Regions from separate parts of the Homo sapiens genome. Here regions 1 and 2 are each linked to region 3. A link is an interaction called in ENCODE POLR2A ChIA-PET data of the cell type or tissue named here. Cell type or tissue: MCF 10A. All regions are shown on one strand. Links, peaks and the distances in the headings refer to the core of each region. The heading gives the core; the rest is flanking DNA.

Region 1 (6,280 bases), core at 389-5,388, 53 kb after region 3:
TTTTGATTGATACTTTGTTAAATCTGTAGATCAATTCTGAGACAACTGTTGTCTTTACTACACCGAGTCTTCCAAACCATGAACACAGGATGTCTCCCCATTTATTTGTGTCTTTTTTGATTTTTTTCATTAGAATTTTGTAGTTTTTAGCATACAGATCCTATAGGTCAGGAGTTTGCAAATTATGACCTAGCAGTTAAATCTGGTCTGTGGCCTATTTTGTGGGACTAGTGAGTTAAGAAGTTTCTAAAAATCCTCAAAATAAAACAAAACAGAACAAAAACAAAGAACATTCAATAGAGATCATAGCAGCCTGCAAAGTCTAAAAAGTTTACTATGTGCTCCTTGCAGAAAGTTTGCAGACTCCTATTGCAGATGACTTGTTAGGTTTATATCTAAGTATTTAACTTGTTAGGTTTATATCTAAGTATTTAATTGGGGGGGCAGCTATTATAAACTTAAAAAAACTTTAGTTTCCAATTGTTGATGAGTAGTATACAGGAATCTGATTGATTTTTGTGTGTTGGCTTTGTGTCCTGTGGCCTTGCTAAATGCACTTACTAGGTCTAGAAGTTTTTTAGTGTAGAAAATTATTTCTTATGAAAATAAGTGCAGTTTTATTTCTTTCTTTCCCATATGTAGGCCTTTTGCTTCTTTTTCCTGCCTCAGTTCACTGGCAAGCACTTACAGTGTGATGTTGAACACTAGTGAGGATGGACACCTTTGCCTTGTTCCTGATCTTTGGGAGAAATTACTCAGTTTTCACTGTTAACTGTGATGTGAACTGCAGGTTTCTTGTAGATATCCTTTCTCCGGTTAAGAAAGTTTCCTTTTATTTCTAGTTGCTGAGAATTTCTATTATGAATAGATACTAAGTTTTGTCATATGCCTTTTCTGCACCAACTATATAATCATTTGGTTTTTCTTCTTTAGACTGTTAGATGATTACTTATTGAACAAGCTTTGCATTCATAAAATAAACCCCACTTGGTCATGGTGTTTTTTTTGTGGTAGATTTATTTAATTAATTAATTTATTTTTAAGACAGAGTCTTGCTCTGTCACCTAGGCTGGAGTGCAATGGCGTGGTGCAATCTCGGCCCACCCACAGTCTCCGCCTCCTGGGTTCAAGCGATTCTCCTGCCTCAGCCTCCCGAGTAGCTGGGATTACAAGCATGCACCACCATGCCCAGCTAATTTTTGTATTTTTAGTAGAGCTGGGGTTTCACGATGTTGACTAGGCTGGTCTCAAACTCCTGACCTCACGTGATCCACCCACCTTGGCTTCCCAAAGTGCTGGGACTACCGCATGAGCCACCACACCCAGCCGATTTGTTAATATTTTGATGAGGATTTCTGTGTCTATGTTCAAGAGGATTATTGGTCAGCAGTTTTCTTTTCTAATCCTGCCTTCATCTGATTTGACTATCAGGGTAACGCTGACCTCAGAAAGCGAGGTATGAGGCATTCTGTCTTCTGTTTTCTGGAAGACAGTGTGTAGAACTGTTGTTTCTTCTCTAAACGTTTTTTTAAAATTTATAAGGGACATCTTTTGGGGCAGGATTTTCCTTTTATGGAATGTCTTAAACTGTGAATTTGATTAATGTAAGAGGAAAAGAATCATCGCTTACACTTACCCAGATCTCTTACCCCTAAGACTCTTTTACAAAGAACTAAGATACCTTCCTGAAAGCTAAATTATAAAACCAACATAAGGAGATCAGAAGAGGGTGATGCATAATCACTTCTAACAGAAAAATGTTTCTTGGGTCTAAAAGACTTGAAGTAACTCAATTGAACGTGTTAGCCTTCCCTTTTTTTTTTTTTTTTTGAGGCAGAGTCTTGCTCTGTGGCACGAACTGGGCTCACTGCAACCTCTGCCTCCCAGGTTCAAGTGATTCTCCTGCCTCAGCCTCCTGAGCAGCTGGGATTACAGGCATGCACCACCTGCCTCGGCCTCCCAAAGTGCTGGGATTACAGGTATAAGCCATGTGTTAGCCTTTCTAAGAGAAGGCAAGAGGCCATAGAAAGGACCCAAAGAAGCAGATGAGCTGTGGAGACAAACTTCACCAGTGCTGTGGGAGGACAAACTTGTCTTGGATGCTTTGAAAGAGGTGTTCCATTGAATTCTCTTGTTCTGATTCCATGTTCACCAGTAGACCTTCGGATCATAATTTGGCTTCCCGTGTGCTTTCAAGTGAACAGTGGAAATGCTGTCGACCTTGAGGTTGTATCACAATCTAGTCCTTATTTAAAAAGTTTATATTCTGGCTTTTCCCCAGTTTAGTGAGCTTGGGGAATGTGATTTCACCCTAAGAAACTGATGTTTGGTGGGCCAAAAACAATGCCATTATTGTAAAAAACCACCACTACCACCACCACCACCAACAACAACAAAACTCTCATACCTAAGCCTTAGATTATACTATTTTTTTTTTTTGAGACGATGTCTCGCTCTGTCGCCCAGGCTGGAGTGCAGTGGTGTGATCTCGGCTCACTGCAACCTCCACCTCCCGGGTTCAAGCAATTTTCCTGCCTCAGCTTCCTGAGTAGCTGAGATCACAGGCGCCCACCACCACGCCTGGCTAATTTTTATATTTTTGGTAGAGATAGGGTTTCACCATGTTGGCCAGGCTGGTCTCAAACTCCTGATCTCAGGTGGTCCACCCACCTTGACCTCCCAAAGTGCTGGAATTACAGGCATGAGCCACCGCAACTAGCCAGATTATAGTACATTTTTGAAGTGAATATTACTCTATGTTTACTCTTCTCACCCTTGGACACAATCATATACTGCTCAGCTTTGTCTGGGACCAACCTTTTTCCTTACTCTATTAAACTTCTCTAGGTAGCATTAACATCACTTTTCAGATGGAGAAAAAATGCTTAGGGAAGTTAAATGATTCCTTAAAAATCACTGTGCTATAGTGAAGAAGATTTAGAATCCAAGTCTGCCTGAATTCACACCTCATGCAGTTTCTCTGTTAATTTAATTTCTTTCCTGTTCGGGCCCAGTATTTCTCTTACTATAGCCTTATATTACTTACATTAAATATTCAGTAGTTAGTGTGCTGCCTCCAGATGTATTTCCTTACAAATAAATACTTCTGTAGAGGAAAGAGCAATTGCCATATTTGTGACCACGAGCAAGACTGTGTCACCAGGTATAAGAAGGTAATGCCCAGGGCATGAGAATGAAAGGCATTTTCAGATGAGTGTGCAAAGTGCAGTGTTTGGAGCATAGTAGACACTCAGTCACTCCTAGTTCTTTTCTTTACGGGGACAGTGGTGTAGGGAGATAAAGGACATAAGCCAAGGGTTCTCTGGGGGTGAAAACCACAGGGACGACTTGCTGCCTAAAAGCTGCTTGGAAATCATCCATCTCCCATGAGCTGTTTCTCCCTTCGAGTGAGAGGGCCAGCCCAGACAGATAAGAAGCAGCAATCTGTAAAAACCATCTGCAAGTGCCGACAGGACTTTGGCAAGGAGGCAGGCTGGGATCTGTTCTTACTAATCTGTAAATCCAGCTTTCAAAACGGATCCCCAGGAGGCCTGGGGGTGGCTTAGAATATTCTGTGGGTCAATTTCAGGAATAAATGAAAGAGTATGTTGACGGGCAGGAGGATATGTCAGCTGGAACCACTTCAAGGGACATTGTTTGGGTCTCAGCTCAAATGTTACCTCTTCAAGAAAGCTTTACTTGACAGGTGACCATCCCTGAATGACGTTTCCCTATTTATATATTTTATAGATCAGCCATCTGAATGCTATTTAGATGGTCAAATCCCTTCCTAGCTGGGATATAAGCTTCATTTGGGTACGGTCCTTGCTTGTCTTTTGTTGCTCCACTGCAGTTGCCTAGAAGAGAGTCTGGCACGTGGAAGGTTCTCCATGAATATTTATTTGTTGCCGGATTTAATGAATAAATGAATAAGTAACTGAATTAATGAATGGGCAGAGAAGGTGGTGAGGATTAATGAGAAACCATGGTGAGTAGAAGGAGCCAGTGTTTGGAAGTATACAGATGGGATCCCAATCTTGATGCTAAACTAACTGGATGTATGACCTTAACCGTTCTGACTTTCAGTTTCTGGTCTATAAACCTGTGTTTCATAGAATTATAAGGATTAAATGGCAAAACAATCCAGGTTCCCTACCATCTGCAAAGTGATTGGCATACAGGCTGACATGTAGGAGCAGTAATCAATATTCATGTCACTGACTTCTCTCCAAATACGTAAGCTCCCAGAGCTACACGTATACCTTGTGATAGGTAAGATTGAATTCAATATTCAGTTTTAGTGTCAAATGCTAAGCACAGATGATCTGGAGATAAAGTTCAGAATCTGCCCTCAAAATGCTCATAGTACCAGCTGCTTAGAAACATACAAGTCAAGTTTGTTCTGAGCAAGGAATATGGGGTGGCATCTCCCTCATTTCTTTTATGATGTTTAAAATGGATATATAATATTTGTGCATATTTATGGGGTACATGTGATATTTTGTGACATGCACAGAATGTGTAATAATCATGTCAGGGTATTTAGGGCACCCAACACCTCAAGTATTTATGGTTTTTATGTTTTGGGAACATTTGATTTGAAGTTCTCTCTTCTAGCTATATACAGTACATCGTTGCTATCCATAGTCACCCTACTCTGCTATCTAACATTAGAACTTATTCCTTTTATTGAACTGTATGTTTGTGTCCGTTCATCAACCTCTCTTCATCACCACACCCCACATATATTAGCTACTGTGAACAGCGCTGTGATAAACATGGGCGTGCAGGTATCCTTTTGATATACTGATTTCTTTTCCTTTGGATAAATACCCAGTAATGGGATGGTTGGATTGTATAGTTTTTTGTTTGTTTGTTTTTTGTTTTTTTAGCTTTTTGAGAAATCTCCACACTGTTTTCCATTGTGGCTGTACTAATTTACATCCCCATAAACAGTGTATGAGAGTCATTTTCCTCCCACATCCTTGCCAACATCTGTTTTTTTGTTTTGTTTTGTTGTTTTTTTTAATCTCTTCCATAATAGCCACTTTAGCTGGGGTGAGATAATATCTCATTGTGGTTCTGATTTGCATTTCCCTGACTATTAATGATGGTTAGCATTTTTTCATATACCTGTTGGCCATTTGTATGTCATCTTTTGAGACATGTCTATTCATGTCCTTTGCCCACATTTCAACGGGATTATTATTATTATTGCACTGAGTTATTTGAGTTCCTTGAGTATTTTCTAGATATTAGCCCCTTGTGAGATTAATAGTTTGCAAGTATTTTCTTCCATTCATCAGGTTATCTCTTCATTCTGTTGGTTGTTTTCTTTGCTATGCAAAAGCTTTTTAGGTTAAGTCTCTTTTGTCTATTTTTGTGCTGTTGAGGTCTTATCCTCAACATCTCTGCCTAGACAAATGTTCTGAAGTGTTTCCCTGATGTAGTAGTTTTATATTTTCAGGTCTTATGTTTAAGTCTTTGATCCATCTTGAGCTGGTTTTTGTATTAATATATGGTATGAGATCTACAGTGAACCTAGGGGTCCAGGTTCATGCTTCTGCATTAGAGCTTCATGGAGCTCTAATTTTCCCAGCACCATTTATAGAAGAGGATGTCCTTTCCCAGTGTATATTCTTGGCACCATGAAAGGAAAACAAGTCTTGGGACCCCAAAATCACTAAGCTAAAGAGAAAAGGCAAGCTGGGAACTGCTTAGGGCAAACCTGCCTTTCCTTCTATTCAAAGTCATCCCTCTTCTTACTGAGATGAATGCATATCCAATTGCCTCCTTTAGAAAGGAGGCAACCATTTGTCTCTTATCTACCTATGACCTGGAAGCCCCCTCCCCAGTTTGAGTTGTCCTGCCTTTGCTTAGAGTTGTCCTGCCTTTTCTGACTGAACCAGTGGTCATCTTACATATATTGATTGATGTCTCTTATTTCCCTAAAATGTGTAAAACTGAGTTGTCCCCCAGCCACCTTGGGCACATATCATCAGGACCTCCTGAGGCTGGGTCACAGGCATGCATCCTTAACCTTACCTTGGCAAAATAACTTTCTAAACTGACTGGGACCTGTCTCAGATGTTTGGGGCTCATAGAGCCTTTGTAAAAACTCTATGGCTGTAAATATGTGGATTTATTTCTGTGTGCTCTATTGTATTCCACTTGTCTATGCTCCCCTTTTTATACCAATACCATGCTGCTTTGATTATTATAACCTTGTAATATATTTTGAAATCAGGTAGTATGATGCCTCCAGCTTTGTTCTTTTTGC
Region 2 (6,280 bases), core at 848-5,847, 71 kb after region 3:
CTACACTTCCTGGCATGGGCTTATCCAGGCAGGCTAGGGGAGGGGGTAGAGATCTCTCTCAGGTCATGTTGGGCTAAGTTGGATAATAAAGGTTTAGCCAGAGCTTCTGGGTCTCAGATTCTCTAAGAGGAGCAGGAGGAAGAAATTCACCCACATCACTTTCTAGAACCTTGCCATCCCACTGCCTCTAGCACTGGGTGGCTAGTGAGGCAAATGGGAGATGAGGTGGGACCATGCTGAGCTCAGAGGCTCCTAAGTGCCATGCCATGAGTTTGGTCTTCATTGGGCAGGCAAAGGGGAGACAATCAATAGCAGTAAAAAGAGCTGCTCCATCTAGTTTGTGGTTTCTTAGAGCCAGAAACGTGGCAGCTGGGTGGCAGGTGACCTGAAACAGAATAAGTTTATGGAGGGCAATGATCCAAAGTGGAGGGACAGGACAAGGGCTTACAGCAGAGCACCACAGTTACAGAAATGCCGATTGGTGTGAGAGATTGCAGGTGAGGGACGGTGGGAACAGCCGCTGATTTCAGGAGCTGGGAGGAGGTGTAGAGAGTGAGTGAGGGTGAGTCCACCCTCACTCACCTCAGGGTTATTAGGGAGGGAAATTGCACAGCATCCTCCTTGCCTCCCTCAGGACAGAGACTGTGCTTTTCTCCATTCTGTGCTGGCAGTGCTGTGTGGAGCACGTGGTGGCTGGATTGGATGAATCGCACGACTGTGGCACAGCCTTTCCTAGCCATCTCCTACTGTCTCCCGCTTTCCATGGCCACCACATCAGCACATCAGTTCTTTGTCTCTGCCGAAGTTTCAGTTCGTGAGCCTACCTGTCTGGGCCTCTCAGAATTCTAGCAAATCCTCAAAATGCCACAGCTTCCTTGGCTTCTGTCCAAGTGCTGCTCCTGGTGGTCTGGGCGGATGCTGCTGTTAAAGGTAGGCTGTGATGTGGTGAATAAGGGACACTGACCAGAGCTGCCAGGCGGAGACCCCGGCCAGGTCTAGGGTCACCAGAATTTAGCAAATAAAAATAGGGGATGCCCCAATTGTATCTGAACTTTGACTTCCGGATAAAAAATAAATACATTTGTAGCATAGATATGTGTTGGATATTGCATGGTTCATACTTATTTGTTGCTCATCTGAAATTCAAATTTAATTGAGCGTCTCCTGTTTTATGTGGGAAGCCTCCTGGATTGCTCGTGGTCTGGTTTGGATGGTTAGAGGGAGCTTTACTAACGGTGGTGCCTCTTACGGTACTGAGGAGCAGCTCTGCCCACTCTAAGAGAGGGAGCTGCAGCCCCCATGCTGGCCCAGCGCTGAGTTCATCCTAATAGCAATTCCATCGTACTTTCTTTCATTCATAAAACTCACCAGCGAGGCAATGACAACTGGGGGGCAGGGGTGGGGGGCGGGGGCTGGTTGGCAGCCGGGCCCTCATCCCTCATGCTGCCGCTGACAAAGCTTGCTAACAGACCATTGCGGTTCCAGCACATTAGTGATCGTTATGGCCCTAATGAAGATTTGTGACGCTGCTGGAAGAGGCTTCCAGCCCACTGTTGTCTCAGGCAGAAGGGGAGGGGGTGCCTTGGGGAGCTGCTGTTGGGAAGGGAGGTTCTGGGGACTGGAAGAGCTGGGAAGGATGAGTGGCAAGGGGCAGAGAAGAGAGAGTAAGCTGGAGAGGTAAGGGCTGAGGCTGAGGGGAGAGCGGCAGTGGAGGGGGATAAGGTATCTGCAGCTGGAGTCTGGGGCCATTCAGACAAGGGAGTAGACAGAGTGGCAAGAGGTCGGGAAAACAGCAAGAAGTTAGCAGATGGGGGTAACTCGTTTCCTGGGGCTGTTGGAACAAATTACCACAAACTTGGGGCTTCAAACAACAGAAATGTCTACTCTCACAGCTCTGGCGGCTAGCAGTCTGAAATCGGTTTCACTGAGCAGAAAATGAAATTAAGGTATGAATAGGGCTGTGCTCCCTCCAGAGGTTCTAGGGGAGTATCCGTTCCCTGTGTCTCCCAGCTGCTGGTGGCTCCAGGCATTCCTTGGCTGATGGCTCCACCACTTCATTCTCTGCCTCCCTTGTCCCAAGACTCTTACTGCTGTTCAGGAAGGACACCTGTGAGTGCATTTAGGACCCCCCATGATAATCCAGAATGAGCTCCTCCTCCTCCTCTCAAGACCATAAACTTAATCCCATCTTTTGCTATATTAAGTATTATCCCCTGGTCCAGCTATTAGAATGCGGACATATCATTTTGGGGGCTGCTACCAGGTGTGAGGAAGGACTGAGCATTGTGCCAGGGTAGGGAAGCTTCCTTCAAGGACTCACTTGAAACACTTGCCCCAGTTTTCATTCCCTTCCCCTTACTCTAGTACCTTGAATCAAAGGCAGGGTCATTCACATGTCTCCACGGGGGCAGGTGTGTGCCCTGAGGTGGGGGGAGCACTGAGTTGGGTGGGAGTCCCAGCTCTGCCTTTGACCCACCTTGTGACCTTGTGCTGGTCATGCCTCCTCTTTGAGACTGTCTCACCTTCTGCAAATGAGGATGTTGAATTGCATGATCTCTAAGGGCCTTTCTAGCCTAGAGACCAGTTGATGAACTCCAATCTCATTTTACACTGGAGAAACTGAAGTCCATGGAAATTGAACCTCAAGTCTCTAAGAACATAGAGCCCAATTAAGGCTGTTGTTCACAGTGAGTTTTGGTTTCAGCTCACAGTCTGCTCTTAGCAGCTCTTTCTAATTCAGAACTGAGGTCATAATTCAATCTGTGATTGACCTCAGAGCCAAGCGGATTTTGCTTAAGCCATGCCCTGACTTAGTATCATGGCACAAACCCAGATCAATAGAGAAGCAGCTATAGTGCAATGAAATTAGACAGATTGGGCTCTGTGTGACCCTGGGCGAGTCACTGAACATTTCCCAATCTCAATGTTCTCATTTGAAAAGTAAGGATATTTTGAAGGCTATTGATTTATGAGAATTAGAAATAAATAAATAAATGCAAAATGCTCCATAGGATTTTTGGTATGTGTGTGGGGCTCAGCCAAGGGTAACTCTTTACCATTGGAGGGCTTCCTCTAAGGTGTCTCCTATTTCTCTCCCCTCATTCTCTCTGTTCTAGCCCTGGCCCCACCTCCCTGCTATTCCTGGAATGTGCCCATCCTGCTTTTGTCCCAGGCCCTGGCGCTGGGTCCCCTCTGCACAGAACGTCCTTCTCCCAAATAGACACAAAGCTCAGGCTCACTCCTCCCTTCCCTTGGGCATTCACAGCCAAGTTACCTTCTTAGAGAGACTTTTTTGGCACCCTTTCCTGCTTTGTTTTTCTTCCTGGAAGGTATCACTATATAATTTACTCTATGTTTTACATACTTTGTAAATTGCCTGTTCCCCTTTTTAAACTGTAAGCTTCGTGAGGTCAGGGATTCTAGCTTATTTTTATCACTGCTGAATTCCCACTTATAACAGTGCCTGGCCCACAATAGGTACTCAAAAATATTTGTTGAATGAGTGAATGAGTGAGAGAGTGAAGGAAAATGTCTTCAAGCTGCTCTAAAACCAGACAGGAAAGAGTGAAGAGTACGTCAACAAATCCCTTGAAATGATTTTGTTTTTTAAAGGAATGAGACTTAATTCCAGTGTAGTTTGCAAACTGGGAGTGGCAGCTTTTGGAACACAACAGAGGGGCGTTTTGGGAGAACAAAGAGAGGGGCTGTCTCTTATAGAAAACGTTCCTGCCCAGGTTCCCACTCTGGTTCACTATGCAAAAGAAGGATGCAAACTTGTTTGGTTCTGATTGGCTGACACAGGTCACAGTCCGTTGATTAGGTATAGGAGGCAAAATGGGATTTTCCAGCACCTTTGATGCAGGCGGCATGAGCAGGAACAGACAGCTATGAAACTCCCAAAGTTACTTGATGATGTGAGTTTTCTGGGCATGCAGAGTACATGCCTGACCTCCTGTCAACAAATGGCTGCTCGTCTGTAATTTGAATTTAGGCCTGGTTAGCTACTCAGGATCCATCTGGAGGGATTGGCTCTTGTAGGGTTTACAAGGAGGAGTTGAGCTACCAGTTAGGAGACTGCAACCATCAGGCAAAAGCTGATGGTGGGGGCATGGAGTGGGGCTGATGGCGGAGGGGGTGGGATGTGGGTGGACTTGAGGGATCTTTTGAAGGTAAAGATACTAAGATGTGCTGATGTGTGAGCTGTAGGAGGATGCCAAGGTTGCCTGGAGCCTGTGGTGGTTCCACGTGGTGGTTCTATTGACTGAGCTGGAGGTGACTGGGGAGGGGAGAACCAGATTCATGATGTCCATGTCCAGTGGCCTTTTCCATGAGGGAGACATGGAGGAAAATGAACTCTGCCAGCATTTACAGACGTTGCGTTCTACTTCAACCTTGAGGATGAGTTCAGTTTGACTTAAAGTGATATACTTCAGCTTTCTGGGCTGGAAATTCTTCAACTTTAGAGCAAGAGTGGGGTGAATGGAGCCCACTTGGGGTCTTGGGCAGGCAATGTGGCCATGGAAAAGGCTTGGCTTTGGAGTGAGACGAATTCGTGCTGAAATCCAACCCTTGCCATCAACTCGTTAGTTAATTTCATTGGACTCAATTTCCTCCTCTCTAGAATGAGGTGGTAATTCGACCTCACAAAAATGCGGTGCATTTCAAGCAATATAACATCTCTGAGTGCCAAACCCTGTGCCAGGCACATAGCAGAACAATCAATAAATGCTCATTTTCTCCCTCTGGCCCCCTGGCCCCTGCAGTACACTAACGTCATGATTTCACAGTTCCCAGCAGCAGCCACTTCTAAGCAGATGGAGTTGCATGACATTGTGAAGCACCTAACCCTCTTACCTGTGCGTGTCTCAGAAACTCACTATTTCAGTGCAAATATGCTACATGGATTATTTTGAAAAGGCCATTTAATAATATCTTTCAAGTGACAACATTGAAAGGAAGACCTATTGCTTTGTTTGGTGGTGACTGAATTTATTATACATAAAGAATAAAAATTAATCTCTTCTTTCTCTGCCATTACCTTTCTCTTAGATTTCTCACACCAGGTGTTCAAATCCCAGAGAGAAAACTTCCTCTTTTCAGTCTGACATTTTCAAATGTGTTGATACATACCCGATGGAGTGATTCTGCAGAAGATGGTGCCACTCATAGCTCCAACCTGAATGAAGTAGCTCCCCGAATTCTATTTATGTCATAATGAATATATTCAACTTAATTTTGTCAAAGACTTCATAGGCGCACCTGCAGCTAAGAGTGCAGTATGGATCTGGAGTGATTCTGAATTTTCTTTCCACAAAAATAATTTTGGCAGCTTGGGATCAATATCTTCCTCCCATATGTTTCATATTCTCTATAAAGTATAATTGAAGACACCCTTCTCAACAGTACTTCTCAGTACGAATACATTCAGAAATTCTAAATAGGTAATTTGAAAAGGAAGGAAACTAACATTTGGCGAGTGTTTTCTATGACATTCCAGGGCTGTGTGTTATGCACCTTTGCATATGTCATTTCATTTAATCTGCACAACAATGTGAGAACGACGATGTCAAGCTTACTTTTGCAGGACAGGAGACTGAGGCTCAGAGAGGCTAAAATACTTGCCTAAGATCACACAGTCATTAGCGGTACAGCCAGGATCGGAAGCCAACGTTGTCTGACTCCAGAGCTTGCTCTGTTGTGTGTGCTCTCAACACTACATCTCTAATTCTCCACCCCTCCCAATCCCAAGCCTCTCCTTATTGAGAATATGGACTAAATCTTTGGGGGAAAATCCAAATGCTGACACCAAATCTAGAAAGAGCTTTCTTGGACTGGACTTTGAAGGAACATTTTTGGCTCAAACTTACACTTGGACCACATCTACTTCATCTTTAGTTAATCGGCTTCAGTGTTCTCATTTCCTTGTGTGTAAACGGAAGCAAAGTTGGACAAGGATGTCCGTGACCTTGGACCAAAGGAGACTTTCACTTTATTTGAGGAAATCCTTGTCTTCCTCCAGGAGATGAGAAGGAATCGGTCCCAGCCCAGGGAGATGGATTCTTTCCTCTGCTGCTCTGACAGCCATCTCGGCAACTCTCCCGACCAAACTCCCCAGGCTGTGGCGTGCCCCGCCGTGTGGTTCCTGTTGGGGTAAGATTTGGCTCCATGTCTCCCTCCACCCATTAATCTTCATTTTAGTTTGTTACTTATAAAGATACATCTTGAAACACTCAAGAAGTGAAGGAGGAGTTCCTCCCTGTCACAGACAGCATGCTTCAAG
Region 3 (6,280 bases), core at 816-5,815:
TTCCTCCAATGCATAGTCACTCTGGTAGAAGACTGTAGATCCTTTTGGGGAAGGCTGGGAAAAAGACAGACAGTGTTAATTTTTGGCGTTGTGGTGAGGGGCCCTCCTCAAGGGAGCTGGCTTCCCCTTCACTCAGGTCATTCCAGGTCTGTAAACTGGCTAAAGTCTGGGAATTGGCGAAAGGATTTCAACTCTGTTTTTGGTAATTCATGGTGGACTTCTCTTTATTCAACCTAGGACTCTTCTGCTTATACAGATCAAGTAAGAATTTAGTGGAATATCCACGTATTTCTCTTCTAAGGACACAATGATCAATTAACCAACACCATAGGTCTCTGAGAGTCACACTTTTCAGACTGCTGCTTTGACTCTGCTGTCCATTACAGTAACCACACCCACCTTGTCTTTGGTGATTAAATGCCATTACTTGGCCCCGTTGGCCCATCCTTGCATCCAATTTTCCCCATTGCTTTTAAAGATCACAGTTCAGTGGACACAGTACCTACTGTGATTTCTGGCTTACAGGGAAGAGCAACCCCAGAACTCTCCAAGGATGCTGGGGCTCCCCACACAAGTTTACTTCTCACAGTCATAGTCATAGGTATGTCCTTTTGACCCTTCCAGGTTGGATGAGCAGATCTTACAAGGTAAATCTGTTCTAACATCCAGTCTAAGTCTTTGGATATCTTCTTTTGTAGTATACCAAAGTAGTTATGGCATTTCAGCTTCATTTAGTATAGACCACATTTGGTTCATGTTTCAGCCAACAAACCAACCAAATAGAGCCCTTTCTGACCCCCTGAGGTACAGCATTAAATCCAGAATCTCTACTTAGTGGTTCCATATCAGTAAATACATCCTGATCCAATTTTGTGTTTCTTCCATTGTTAACCCACTCCCTTAGTATCCATTCCCATGCATAATCTGTCGGGATAAATGGGAAAAAGTTATAATTATTATCACGGTAGTAGATTGAGGATGGTAGGAATAAGAGTTTCAATTCTTTTTTCCATTTTATCCTTCTTTATCTTGGTCATAGGAGAGTGAATTTAATAGCCTTACTACTTACGGCTACAGTTTAGTCATGGCATGGCTAGTGTTTATTGTGATTGGAAACAAGTAGTGATCTAGAGTGGGAATTAACCAGATCGAAGATGAAACTGGAACTGAATGTAGAGATACCATCTTCATGCAAACTTGCTTAAAAATAGTAACTTCATAAAATGTGCCTAAAACCTAACTTGCTTTGCAAATATTCAGGGTGTCTTAATCTGTTTCCTGTTGCTATAACTGAATACTGGAGATTGGGAAATTTATAAAGGAAAGGAGTTTATTTGACTCATAGTTCTGGAGGCTGGGAAGTCCAAGAGCATGACACTGGCATCTGGTGAGGGCCTTCTTGCTGCATCATAACCTGGTGGGGGGCAGTATATGAGGAAGGGCTTGCGTATGCATGTGTGTCAGTTTAGATCTCCCTTTCTCTTATAAAGCCACTGGTCCCATCATGAGGGCCCTACCCTGATGATCTTATCTAATCCTAACACCTCCCAAAGGCCTCACCTCCAATCAACACATGAATTTGAGGATCAAGTTTCCAACACATAAAATTTGAATGACATGTTTGAATCATAGCACAAGGTAATGTTAAAAGCATGAGTTTTCAAGCAAGTCCATGTTCAAATTCAAGTGTAGCTGTGCAAACTCAAGCCATTTGTTCATCTGAAAAATTGGGAGTTTAAAAATATCGAACCCATGTATTAGTTTGCTAGGCTTGTCATAACAGAATACCGTAGACTGGGTGGTTGAAACAATAGAAATTTGTTCTCTCACAGTTCTGGAGGCCGAATGTCTAAGACCAAAATGCCAGAAGGATTGGTTTCCTCTGAGGCCCTTTCCTTGGTTTCAGATGATGCCCCCTTGCTGTCTCTTCACATGGCTGGTTCCCTTGGCATCTCCCCGTGTGTCCTAATCTTCTCTTCTCACAGGGACACCAGTCAGACTGGATTAAGACCTATTCTAAGGTCTGCTTAACTTAATTACCTCTTTGAAGGGCCTGTGTCCAAATGCAATCTCATTCTGATGTATTTGGGGTTTGGGTTTCAGCATATGAATTTGGCATGGGGAGTGTGGGCATGATTCAGTTCGTAACAACAATCTACCACACAGGATCATTACAAGGAGTAACCATGTGAAAAGGAGCCCATAGAAACCACTCCAGAAGAAGCAATGGGCATTTTTATTCTTTTAAATAAAAATCCCTCAGGACCTTATTAAGTTTATGTAAGGCATGAATGGTTTGCAAAAGTTCAGTTTAGATTGTTTAGACTCTAATTGTGAGAAGTTTCCAACATGTTCTTTAGCTCAGTTGCCCTCTTCAAAGCTTTCTAGCAAAGAACAGACTCCCCTCAGTTACTCTAGGGATAGTTTTATTGAATAAAGTATCCTCACAAAGCTATTCAATGAGGCCCACTCCCTGGGCTCTTCCCAAGCCTATAGAGTATTTAGATTCTACCAAGGACTGGGGACATCAAAGAAAAATGTGACATGAGAGTGGAAAGGACTTTGGCTCCATGTTAAATATGAACTCTTCCCACTAGACTTTTGGGATTGGCTACTCAGAAAGCCTGCTTTGGGGAAGGTAAAGGGAACTAACTCATTTAAGGCACTCAGTATGTACTAGTCATGCTCCTATAAACCTTATGAGATAAATAGCATTGCCTCATTCTAGAGGTGAGGAAATTAGGAGCTTAGAGTCTAGTGAGTCACTCAAAGGCCTGGCTCTGGTAAGTTGCTGAGCTGGACCCTAGAACATGGGCTGTGTGAGCCCACATCCTGGACTCTTTCCAGGGTTTTGTGCAAGGCCTCGGGAGGGCCGGGTCTGGCATCTTCGTGCCCAGCTCGTTCTTTGCCATGCTTGGCTCGCCTGCCATGGCCGGTATCTACTGTGACCCTGAGCATCCATCACACAACTGCTGTGCTGGCTGAGTGATTGCAGCAGGTGGCAACGGGCTTTCTTGGGTTGCTGCATGCTCAGCATTTTGGAGTGGTTTTGTGAGCTTTAAGGAGAGCCCATCCTAACAATTGCAGCAACACCTTCTCTCACAGCATATGCTGTTGGGATGCCAGAATGATTGCATGTCTCACACTTGCTAAATTTTCATAAAATAGTCTTTTTAAAAAATATTAACCCATTTTGAATAAACAGCTGTTGCGTTGCTTGCTTCCTCTCGAGCCTCACCTCCTCTGTCCTGGCTCAGCATGGTCGCTTCTCTTCTGCTTGTTGGCCTCAATGTCCTCCTTGGCCTCCTCATCTCTGATCTATCTCCATTCTCTCCATTTCTCCCTCAGCAGCCATTATGACCTATTTATTTGAGACAGGGTCTTGCCCTGTCACCCAGGTTGGAGTGCAGTGGCATAATCATGGCTCACTGCAGCCTGGACCTCCTGGACTCTATCTATCCTCCCACCTCAGCCTCCCTCGTAGCTGGGAGTACAAGTGTGTGCCACCATGCCCAGCTAAGTTTTGTATTTATTTTTGTAGAGATGGGGTCTCACTATGTTGCTCAGACTGGTCTCAAACTCCTGGATTCAAGAAATCCACTCACCTCCGAAAGTGTTGGGATTACAGGCATGAACCACTGTGCCTAGCCATTATGACATTTATATAACACAGATCCTATGTTCCATATCGTTGCTCAATTAAAACCCAATACAATTCCCTATCTTCCCAAGGGACTGTTGTAAGCTCCCTGATCTACGAGGTCTTCATGCCTCCTTGCTACACTATCATCTTTCCCTTCTGGCCTCTCTAATCCATGTGCTGCCAACCAGATGCCATGGCCCTTCACAGTGCCTTTCTGTCCTTTATACACAGGGGTTCCCTTGGCTTAAGGGCTCCCTAACCCCGCCCCATTTGTTGTCTAAATTTTTCTTTACTCTATGAATTGGTTCAAATATCACGTCTCTGCTAGAGCTTTCTTTGATCTACTAGCTCCCTCATGTAATTTTTCTGCCTTCCTGCATTAGGGATGATTCACTATTTTCGCTATTTACACATCTGCCTCCTTGAAGATAAGGACCACCCTTCATCTTTTATAGCTCAGTGTCAGAGTTTATATTTTGATAAACCACACACTTGTCATTGTTTGTTAATTTCATTGATACTTACTGAATTTTGGACATCTAGAGTATAAGCCAACACGATCTAGTATATCTTTCATTAGATGATGGAAATTTTCTATATCATTATCTAAGATGGTAGCCACTAGCTACTTTTCAATGTGGCTATTGAAATGAAATAAAATGGAAAATTTAATTCCTTTATAGTACTAGCCCCATTTCAAGTGATTCTTAGCCGTATATTACTAGTAGCTACCATATTCCGTAACGCAGGTAGAGTACACTCAGAGTGAGAAAGAAAATGGGAGATTACTTAGGGTTTTGAGTTCTTCCTGTAATAGCATTACTAGTATTCATTTGATTAGCAAATATTTTATCTATAAATAATGCAAAGGAGAGATTCTCCTTTAATCTCTATCTTTTAAAAGAAAGTTCTTCTAATTAATGTGCATGAAGTAATGTGGTTTTACAGTGCCTAGATTTGAAGCAAGAGTCTTTAAAATTAAGTAAAAAACTATATCTAGAGGCAGATGAATGGATTCCATCATGAATGGAAGTTTCATATCAGACTGTGACTCAATAAAACTACCCAGTTTTCATAGTTTAACTTTCAAGGCTTGTTTGCAGTTCACCATGAAGGATCTTCCTGAAAAAACATATTTATTTGGAGACACTCTTCAATCACTATAACAAATTGGCAAACTCTACACATATCTTCTGTAATTATTAGTCTGGTCTTTATGATGCCTTCATTTTGTGGGTGTGTGTAAGTGAAATCGAATAAATCCTGAAATTTTTCATTGGATGACACATTATTTATCCCAAATGTAAATCTCAGGTTTTGTTATCCTTTTCCATAGTTCCTATTGAACACTACAATTTACTTACCTCCCAACACTTGAGTTTTCATCATTATTCATATTTTACTCATTCACCATACATTTATTTAACATCTACTGGGTCCTCTATGTTGTGGTGTGTGCCAGGGAGACAGGGATGAATCAGGTACTGACTGAGCCCTCTGGGACCCACAGTTTAGCGGGAGAGAAGACAGATAAATACAGGCTGTACAACATTGCTTCAATGTGATTAGTGCTGAGGCCAGAACAAATTTCTATGGGAGCTTTGAGTAGGGAGCAATTCCTTTTCCTTGAAGCTGGGGAAAGTTTCATAAAACAAGTGCCACTTGAATAGAACGTAAGAATTAGCAGAAGCTCAATAGTAGAAGTAGTACATTGCAAAATGAAGGTTCAACTGAAGGAAATGTGGAGGCTTGAAAAATGTGCAATGTGTGGGAGAAGAGAGATCGTCAGGGTCCCTGGTCCATTCCATTCATCCTTCTGTTCCAATGCCATCTAAGTTTCTTATTATAGTTATGTGATGCATTTTCGTCCCATCTTGTTGATTTTCTTCAAAATGAACTTGGTGATGTGCTAGAAGAATGGACAGGACTCAGAGGCTGTTATATTCAGTTATACTTTATTGCAGGGAAAGGCTGCAGATCAAAGATGAAAGTCAGCAAAGGGAAAGGGGTGTGGAGTAAAGTCTAGGAAAAATAAGGCAGAAGCACTCAGGGAAATCCTCCCAGGGGAGTTTTATAGGGATGTCTAATTTCTTTCTTTTCTCTTTTTCTTTTTTTTCTTTCTCTTCTCCTTTTCTTTTCTTTCTTTTTTCTTTTTTTTTTGAGATGGAGTCATGCTTTTTTTTGCCCAGGCTGAAATGCAGTGGCACGGTCTCAGCTCACTGCAACCTCCACCTCCCGGGTTCAAGCGATTCTCCTGCCTCAGCTTCCTGAGTAGCTGGGATTACAGGCACATGCCACCATGCCTGGCTAATTTTTTTCTATTTTTAGTAGAAACAGGGTTTACCATGTTGGCCAGGCTGGCCTTGAACTCCTGACCTCAAGTGATCCACCCTCCTCAGCCTCCCAAAGTGCTGGGATTACAGGCGTGAGCCACTGCGCCCGGCTGGGACATCTAATTTCTGAGTATCAACATGTGACGACACGCATGGAGTGTGCCCAACCAGGGAGGCTCTGCTGAGTCTTGGTGTCCAAGGCTTTTCTTGTGGGTCAGTTTCATAGTCATGCAGCACCTAATGCGACTGACCTCAGCTTCTCAGATTCTAGACACCACCCCTCCCCACCACCTGCCTGTCCCCA

Evidence for each region. ChIA-PET counts read pairs that join two places held together with the same protein. Peaks named below come from ENCODE experiments on the same cell type or tissue, not always from the same donor. Only the 100,000 strongest peaks of a DNase experiment are listed, where the experiment ranks them.
Region 1: POLR2A ChIA-PET joins it to region 3 with 5 read pairs; 2 of 35 experiments call an interaction of 5 or more read pairs at or near these places.
Region 2: POLR2A ChIA-PET joins it to region 3 with 5 read pairs; 3 of 35 experiments call an interaction of 5 or more read pairs at or near these places.

The regions. Positions count from the first base shown.
Region 1 is chr2:11,964,832-11,971,111 of GRCh38, forward strand. No RefSeq gene overlaps it. Among named protein-coding and RNA genes, the nearest start is that of MIR3681HG, 39 kb to the right of the region's middle. In MCF 10A, for the core only: no CTCF peak of the experiment used is centred there; a DNase peak (open chromatin) is centred at 3,440.
Region 2 is chr2:11,983,209-11,989,488 of GRCh38, forward strand. No RefSeq gene overlaps it. Among named protein-coding and RNA genes, the nearest start is that of MIR3681HG, 21 kb to the right of the region's middle. In MCF 10A, for the core only: no CTCF peak of the experiment used is centred there; no DNase peak of the experiment used is centred there.
Region 3 is chr2:11,911,806-11,918,085 of GRCh38, forward strand. No RefSeq gene overlaps it. Among named protein-coding and RNA genes, the nearest start is that of MIR4262, 78 kb to the left of the region's middle. In MCF 10A, for the core only: no CTCF peak of the experiment used is centred there; a DNase peak (open chromatin) is centred at 2,796.